Linked DNA regions of Mus musculus: region 2 is linked to region 1. Evidence: chromatin contacts called from ENCODE Hi-C or POLR2A ChIA-PET data. All regions are on one chromosome and are shown on one strand. The core of a region is the stretch at or near the end of the contact, and the rest is flanking DNA. Distances in the headings are between cores, read along the strand shown. Region 1 holds the start of Slc25a3 (solute carrier family 25 (mitochondrial carrier, phosphate carrier), member 3). Region 2 holds the start of Apaf1 (apoptotic peptidase activating factor 1).

The links. Hi-C counts contacts between places; a loop is a spot of excess contacts on that map. ChIA-PET counts read pairs that join two places held with the same protein, here RNA polymerase II (POLR2A).
Region 2: a map of gastrocnemius shows a loop between it and region 1 (4-fold over the local background). The contact joins the promoter of Apaf1 here to the promoter of Slc25a3 in region 1. A Hi-C loop is called at or near these places in 18 of 37 maps with a recorded cell type or tissue (T-helper 17 cell, T-helper 2 cell, adrenal gland and 5 more). POLR2A ChIA-PET finds 5 or more read pairs at or near these places in 3 of 5 experiments (Patski and embryonic stem cell).

The regions. Positions count from the first base shown.
Region 1 is chr10:91,121,772-91,126,027 of GRCm38, reverse strand. Slc25a3 (solute carrier family 25 (mitochondrial carrier, phosphate carrier), member 3) reads left to right here and starts at 2,061. Exons shown (of 8, transcript NM_133668.4): 1 at 2,061-2,112; 2 at 2,322-2,470; 3 at 3,985-4,106. The coding sequence starts at 2,326.
Region 2 is chr10:91,080,911-91,085,166 of GRCm38, reverse strand. It overlaps Apaf1 (apoptotic peptidase activating factor 1), which reads left to right and starts at 2,424. Exons shown (of 27, transcript NM_009684.2): 1 at 2,424-2,984. It overlaps Ikbip (IKBKB interacting protein), which reads right to left and starts at 2,128. Exons shown (of 3, transcript NM_026166.2): 1 at 1,871-2,128. The coding sequence starts at 2,040.

The DNA.
Region 1 (4,256 bases), core at 812-3,311:
GGGAGTCAGATCTCGTTAAGGATGGTTGTGAGCCACCATGTGGTTGCTGGGATTTGAACTCTGGACCTTTGGAAGAGCAGTCAGGTGCTCTTACCCACTGAGCCATCTCACCAGCCCTGGAAGCTGTTTCTTAACCTCTATATGTACACGTGTGTGTGTGTGTGTGTGTGTGTGTGTGTACGTGTGTGTACGCACAAACACAATAATAATAAATAATACTTTGAGAAATGAGAGTTTTAATATTTTGCCTAGATAGTATTTTAAAAACGTATTTTAGAAATTTATTTTGTGTGTGTGTGGTAGGTGTATGTGAACCATGGCAGACACATAGAGATCAGACAATGACTTTTGGGATTCTATGGGCCTGGGGAATGCAGTTTGGCTTCGTAGACTTGGTACAGGCACCTTTCTCTGAGTTATCTCAATGCTCACATCCTTTTCCTATTTTGGTGCTGGGAATTGAACTCACTGCCCCTTGTATCACCAGGCTATGTCTCTAGCCCTGAGATGGTTTGAATGAGAAATGCCCCTGTAGTTAGTCCCTGGTACTAGGTCCCTTGGTAGAGCCCTTTGGGGGAGGTTTGTGGCATTGCTGGAAGCATTATGTACCTGGGGGCCTACTGGCATGTCTGCTGTTTGCTGTCATGCCTCCCCACCATGATGGACTCTTATCCCTCTGGAGGTGTAAGCCAAAATGATGTTTTATCATAGCAGCAGAAATATGGCTAATTTAAACCTCTTCAGTTTTTTATGAAAAATGTTTTATAAATTTCATCTTTAAAGGTTTTTTAAAAAATGGTGGTGGTGGTGGTGGTGGTGGTGGTGGTGGTCTGTGTGTGTGTGTGTGTGTGTGCATGAGTGCAGGTGCCTATAGAGGCCAGAAGATGGTGTCAGATCCCCTGGAGCTAGAATCAAGGTGGGTACTAGGAATCAAGTACCAGACCTCTGAAAGATGTTTTGTAAACATTTTTTTTTTTTTTACATCTTCTTGATGTTTCATAAACTCTAAAAGTATTTCTTCTATCCAGGACCAATTACATAATTTGAAGGACCTAGGGCAAAATGAATGAAAATGTCTTTTGTTTGTAAATGTTAAGAATTTTTAAAGGACACAGCAGAGCACTGACTGCAGAGGTAGACTTAGTATAACTACAATAGTCAATACAGGAGCCAGCTCTAGTGGTGTCTTGGGTTAGATAAAAAGGCTTAATAAAGATGAGATAAACGTCCCAGGAAAATGTTAAACGCAAGAATTACAACAGGTTTGATTGCTTCTAAACTCTCCCTCGTGGAACTTGGCCCCCGCTTGTTGACATCAGAGTGATGATGATCTTGTAAATGTCTGAAGTACACACAGTCCTGTCTTACACGCACACAGTTCATCGGTTACTTTCATGTCAGCGCATGCCTGTGCCTCCAGGAACGAAGCCTTGACTGACTGTTCTCAGGGGCCATGGACATTCTGTGAGGCAGAAGCAGTTTTATGTATTGTATGAGTTCTTCCTGTATATCCTTTCCACCAGAACTTGGTGGAAAATTTAGACATGCCTATGTCAAAAGTCAGTGTGATGGAATTTTTTTCTGAAAAGTCCGATGATGGCAGGAATTCCGATCAAAGATCTTGTAGTGATATCCTAGCTTCCATACCTGAATAACGTATCACTTAAGCATTCATGTCTTTAAAAGTTTATGCCCGCAATCACTTAAAGACATGTAAAAATTCCTGGCGCCAAGGAGAAAACACCGGAAGGTGAAGGGACAGAGTGAGTAGGTCACCTGCCCGTCCAAGGCCAAGACTACACTTTAAAAAAAAAAGGGGAGTGGGGGAGGAGGGCGCTTTGGATCTGCGCCTGCGCAGTAGGAATCCTCCTGCGCACTAGCAGGGCCGGAAGGGCTGGGGTTGGACGTGGGCGGGGATAGGGTTGCTAGGAGGACGCGATGACGTCCAGGTTCTGCGCTCCTCTCCGCAAATGAGAGGCGCGTGGCGCAGTGACGCTCTGCGTGCGTCACGGTGACGCCGCGCGAAGGGCACGGATCTTCGGGCCGGGAGGACATTCGGCCTCTGTGAGCCGCAACCTTGCCCAGCGAGCGGTTGGGTGTTCGCCATCTTAGGCAAGTGAGCGCGACCGGGCCTCGCCGCGGCGCGGAGCCTTGAGTCCCTTGTGGCCGCCGCCTTGGCCGTGGGCCCGGCCGGGCTTGGCGTCCCTGGGGAAGAAGCTGTGACCTCCTCAAGGGCGCAGAGCCGGGCATGTCTCGCGGGGCTCCGGTGACATTGCCCGGCGCCGGGTCTCTCTCACCTCCGCCCTCTGTCTCCCCCGCAGGAGGATGTTCTCGTCCGTAGCGCACCTGGCGCGGGCGAACCCCTTCAACGCGCCACACCTGCAGCTGGTGCACGATGGCCTGTCGGGTCCCCGCAGTCCCCCAGCTCCGCCCCGGCGTTCCCGCCACCTGGCCGCCGCCGCCGTGGAAGGTGAGGTCGCACCCTGCCCTGTGGGAGCGCTGGTTACATGCTGCCCCCCTGCTCTGCCTCCCGAGTCCTGGGCAGGAACTGGAGGTCGGGGAAGGACGCTTCAGCCCTGGACCCGAGGACCGGTCTCTCGCTGACCCTGGGATGGCAACTCTGACACCCTAGGCCGCTGTCGGATCCTTGGCCCTCCCTCAAGGGCGTGGAAGGGCCCAGGCCCAGCGCCACTCAGTGACCTCCGTGTCCCGAAGGGAGTAGAGGCAGAGAGGTGGTAACCAACTTCTTTATCTTCCCCCGTGAGCCCGCTTGGTCAGCCAAGTATACTGGGTAAAATCTCTTTTTAACCACTAGCCAGACACAGTTGCAACTCCATAACGTTTATTTGACTTGCCTTTTTAAAAATTACCTGGAAAACTCTCCTTTGATCTCCTTTCCCAAGTTTTATCTTTTCATTTAATTGTATATGAGGTAATGGGGTTGGGAATCTCTTCCTTTTGTGCTACTGGTTGGTGAAGGAGGTGACTTGCAGATTATATGAGGTGTGCATTCCTTTGAGTTTATGTTTTTGGGATTTGAGCTGGGTGACTCAATAACTGTATGTTTTAAATCCTAGTGGAACATAAGTACAAGAGAAACCCGAAAGCTGAATTATAGGCCTCAAGAGAAACGTTACCTACATTGTGTGTGTAAAACAGAAGTCCCCACCCACACCCCAGTCATTCATGTGCTTCATGCGTCTTAAACGTGATTAGAAAACTCCTTTTCACTATCTCCTATCGTTTTCCTCTGATTTCAAAAGCTAAAGCAAATCTTTGTATGTTTTTGACTGCAGGAACTAGGTATGACTTACTTAGTTCATAAGTGAGTAGTTGGTTAATAGCTGGAGCAAACGTTAAAGTTAGCAAGCTTTGCACATGTTAAGTGCTCTTTTTGATTTTGGGCTGTCCTTGGAGGGTGCTCTTAGTAACTGCCTTTAGTTGAAATTACCAATGCAGGAAGTTTTAGAAAATAGTATCTCACAGATACTAATAATTTTAGTGATCTGATTTGACAGTGACTTTCATGTCATTTACATTATATGAGAACTCATCTTTCTACCTAGTTGTGGCTGGTGGCTAAAGCTGCATACTAGTGATAGTACTATACCAAAAGGAAATAGTTTTTTTTTTTCCTTCCCCTCGACTTCCTTAGTCTCTGAAGAAATAATTGATCTTTTTTCTTCAATCAAACAGAGCAGTATAGCTGTGAATATGGATCTGGCAGATTCTTTCTCCTCTGTGGCCTCGGAGGAATTATTAGCTGTGGCACAACACATACAGCATTGGTTCCTCTAGATCTCATTAAATGCAGAATGCAGGTTTGTGTTGCATGCTGGACTAAAACGTTCTGTTGAAACGTGAGTTGTAAGATATAGACTGCTACTAACAAGCTGTGTGGAAACCTAATTGCCCAGGAGGTAAGTTGATGCACACTAATACGAGTCCATATTAAAATGCACGGTGTGTCTTGTCTTATTACAGAGTACAGTTGTGAATTTGGCTCCATGAAGTATTATGCACTGTGTGGCTTTGGTGGGGTCTTAAGTTGTGGGCTGACACACACTGCTGTTGTTCCCCTGGACTTAGTAAAGTGCCGCATGCAGGTTTGTATTGTTGGCATGAGTGGTTTTATTTATATTTTATTATTTGCTATGATAACATTTTGATTATGTAAGTTATATATGTTATGTGGGTGGGTAGGTGTGGAAATAAATAGACCACTTTTGGGAGTTCTTTACTTAAACCATAGGGAA
Region 2 (4,256 bases), core at 1,175-3,674, 41 kb after region 1:
TTTATCAAATGTACCATCTTGCTGACTCAACGGAATCATTTTTTGAACTTGAATTATCAAAAAAGCTGAACATTCTATGACATAGTTTCTTAGTGGATTATGAGGCTTTGTCTAATTAACGGGAACTAGAGGAATAAATTTAGCAACTAAAACCACTTGTATTAAGCCCTGGTGCAGTGGTTCTCAGCCTTCCTAAAGTTGTGGCCCTTTAATACAGTTCCTCATGTTGTGGTGAGCCTCAACCATAAAATTATTTTCATTGCTATTTCAAAGCTGTAATTTTGCTACCATTATGCATCACAATATAAATATCTGATATGTTACCCCTGTGGGGGTCTCAACCCACAGGGTGAGAAACACTGCCCTACAGAGAACTAACAATAACTCAGTAATATTCTTTCCCAATACAAAATGTACCATGTCCCCATTTACCTAAAAAGGCATGCATTTTAAGGTATGCATAGTTTATTTAAAACAGCAAATCCAACACATTTAGATCAGAATTAATATATTCTTCAAATACTAACACTATCATTAAATAAAGTTCTTTTTAAAGAGGACAATGATCTGTATTTCAGTTGAACACGTTTTTATTAACTTATAACAAAACCCAGTACTCAAGCATTACCCAGTACAAATGCCTAGTATAATCCTAGCACTTGGGAGGTGAAGGCAGGAAGATCAGGGGTTCAATGTCACCTTCGGCTATATAGTGAGTTCTAATCTAACCTAGGCTACCTAAGAGCCTTTCTCAAAAAACCAAACCAACCACTCAACCATAGACCCCCCCCCCCAAAAAAAAAAAAAAACAAAAAACTCAAGGACTCAGGGTGTCACCAATAAACTAAGCTGGAAATAAACCTGCATCAAAACTACTCTACCCTGGAGGATATCCAGAGTCTTTTCTGAATTCTATTAGCTCTCTTATTCCACATTTACACTAATATATCACTAATATATGCTTGGTTTCAAAGCTACAAATGTTGAGCGGGATGGCGGTGCCCCCACTACTGCAAATAAAGTGTAAAAATACATGTATATAGCTGGGTTGTATGTGTCATACAGCCAGGTTGTGGTAGTACATGCCTTTAACACCAGTACTAGGGAGGTGGAGGCAGGCAGATCTCTGAGTTCCAGGCCAGCCTGGCCTACAAAGTGAGTTCAAGGACAGCCAGGGCTACACAGAGAAACCCTGTATCAAAAAACTAAAACAACAACAATAAGAAAACACGAATGTTTAGTCTTAAGGGAAAACATATTCTTTACAATGTTACATACAGTTCAACTTGTAATTTAGGAGTAAGACTATATAGTCTTTTATAGCTGTTAAGAACATGCATGTCTGGTGTCTTACAACCATTGGTAACTCCAGCTTCTTGGATTTGACACTCTCTTGCGGGATCCTCGCGCACCTGCACACACGTGCACAAATACACTGACACTCATACACATAAACAAGAATAAATCTTTAAAAAAGGACTATAGTTTTAATGTAGGCACACAGCTCTAAATAGGAGAAAGTCTCATTAGCATTTATCGCTCAGCAACAACGAACTTTTTTTTATTAGGCTGCAGACATTTTAAGAGTGCGATTTTTGGTGGAGGGTGGAGCAAACTCATCCGCAAAGCTACAGAGTGGACGGGAAGTAGTGGTTTTTAGGTATGTGCAAACTTGTGACGTGCAGTAGTAGATGCTTAATAAAGTGTGGGCCGAGTCCTGGGTGACATGTTCCCAGACTTTAGAGGGCAGCGACAGGAGCATGCTACCAGAACATTGTTAAAAGAGCGTATTCAAGCGAGAGTGGGTTGGCTCGAGGTGCTAGGCGCCCACGCGAGGCCCGACCCACGGCCTGCAGCATCGCACACTTACCAGGCCAGGCCCAGGGTCATCGCCAGAGACAGCAGGCTGAGCCCAGTGCGGGGGTCCGCCCAGCCCGCGTCCCCCCGCGCCTCGGGGTTTTTCCTGCCATCACTCCGCTTCTCGGGCTCAGGAGCAGCCACTTTGGGCCCCGGCTTCTTTCGGCTCTTCACTTCGGACATGTCTGGATCCCTGAAGATCTTGAAGCCAGGATGGCTTTGGAGGGGGGCCGTGGGACGTGGCTGCAGAGCAGCTTCGGAAGGCCACGCCCACCAAGGCTGTGCCCCGCCCTCAAGCGGCTGGCCCCGCCTCTGGATTCCGCTACCCGACTGAGTCTGCGGGAGACCCAAGCTCGCGGGTGCGCGCAGGTTGCGGAGAGGCGCGTAGAGGGGGCGGGGCCGAGAGTGCCACGTCTAGCTGGGCGCGAGCCCGCGGCTTAGCCCCACCCCACCGCGCATGCGAGAACGCTCAACCAGGGCTTGCGGTCACGCGCCGGGCGGGGCGCGCGCGCGCGGCCGCGGCGGCGGGCCCTGGGCGAGTGAATTTGCGTGCCCGGGCGCGCGCTGTGTGGACTGGGCGGGCCCAGCGGTGTTTGAGTGCTCCGCGGTCCTGAGGCAGAGACCAGGAGGCAGCTAGAGGAGCAGACGTCTCACTCCGCTCGCGGAAGGGTGTGAGAGGGGTGTGTGGGGGTCGGCAGCGAGGGGTGTGTGCCATCAGCCACCGGCGACGATCTGAGACAGTCGCAGCGGCTTTCCGAGCGGCGTCCGCTTCCCGCCCGGGCAGCTCCCGCCAGAGGGGTGAAGCGGCGACTGGAGTGGCCGTGCTTTTGTGCCCTGGGTCCCGGTACCCTCCCCTGGTGCGGCCCGAGGCAAGCCCACCGAGGTGACCACCCCTCGACGCCGCTTGGAGATCCCGGGCATCCACCCTGCGCCCCGAGCAGCTGATACCCAGGGAGGTGTCAGGACCTGCCCGGGGCGCGGGGTCGCCGGAAGCCAGGCGGGAGCCCCGGCTGCTTTCTGGCAATCTAGTCTCATAAGTGACCCTCCCTGGGCTGCTTTCTTTCGATTATCATCAGTGACCCTCCCCCGGCTGCTCTTCCCAGCACAACTCCGGTGCAAAGGCTTGGGTAAGTTTACTGCCTCGGTCTCACCTCCCCAAGCTCCTCTGGGCAGGCTCTTTGCAAGTTCTGTTGTAGCTCCCAGGGACTGAAAGATCAGGGGACGCGGGATGTTTGGTAATCATCCTCCTGCTCTTGTACCAGGAAGAGAAATTATCTAAGGAGGAAGTAGACCACTATTACTGTTTTCCTGGATAGACTTAGCCTTTATATTGTGGTCTGTATCTCGGACCAGTTTTGGCTTTCTGTTTTGTTGTGGCCACAAAGAGGTTGTGGCCCTGGGAATTTGCCCATAGTATTCCAGTTTGTGTAAAGTTTGAAAAAAGTTGTTTAAAATTTATATAATTTATGGCTGGGCATGGTGGTGCACGCCTTTAATCCTAGCACTCGGGAGGCAGAGGCAGGTGGATTTCTGAGTTCGAGGCCAGTCTGGTCTACAAAGTGAGTTCCAGGACAGCCAGGGCTATACAGAGAAACCCTGTCTCGAAAAACCAAAAAAAAAAAAAAAAAAAAAAAAAAAAAAAAACCAAAACAAAAAAAATATTATATATATATATATAATTTATGTATATGAGTTCAGTAAGGCTAGAGAAAATTGGAACTTAGTTGTCAAAGTGTTTTTTGTTTTTGTTTTTTTTTTTTTTTTTGGAGACAGGGTTTCTCTGTGTAGCCCTGGCTGTTCTGGAACTCACTCTGTAGACCAGGCTGGCCTTGAACTCAGAAATCCACCTGCCTCTGACTCCCAAGTGCTGGGATTAAAGGTGTGCTCCACCACTGCCCGGTAGAGTATTTGGTTTTTGCTTAATTATTGGACATAACCAAAAATCTTTTCATAACGGGGTTTCTCTGCATAGCCCTGGCTGTCCTGGAACTCACTTTGTAGACCAGGCTGGCCTCGAACTCAGAGATCCACCTGTCTCTGCCTCCGGAGTGCTGGGATTAAAGGCGTGGGCCACGATGCCCGGCTGAGAAACTTTTAGGAAACTAAAAATGTTAGTCTTGTTTCTGGTCATTTCTTTTTCTTTGATTTTCCTTTTTTCTTCAGTTAGTTTCATTCCAGTTGTGGGCGCACAAACGAATGACTTCTTTATTTTTGCAAGTGCAACATTTGATGTCTTAAAAAAATTTTTTTTTGAAGTTGAATGATTCTTGCCCTTCTTCGGCGCTCTGTATATTACTCTGTGCCTATTTCAGTTTTTGCACGTAGGACAGTCATCTTCTGATTATCTCTTTTTGTTGTGTATACACACACACACACACACACACACTCCTAATGAAGGA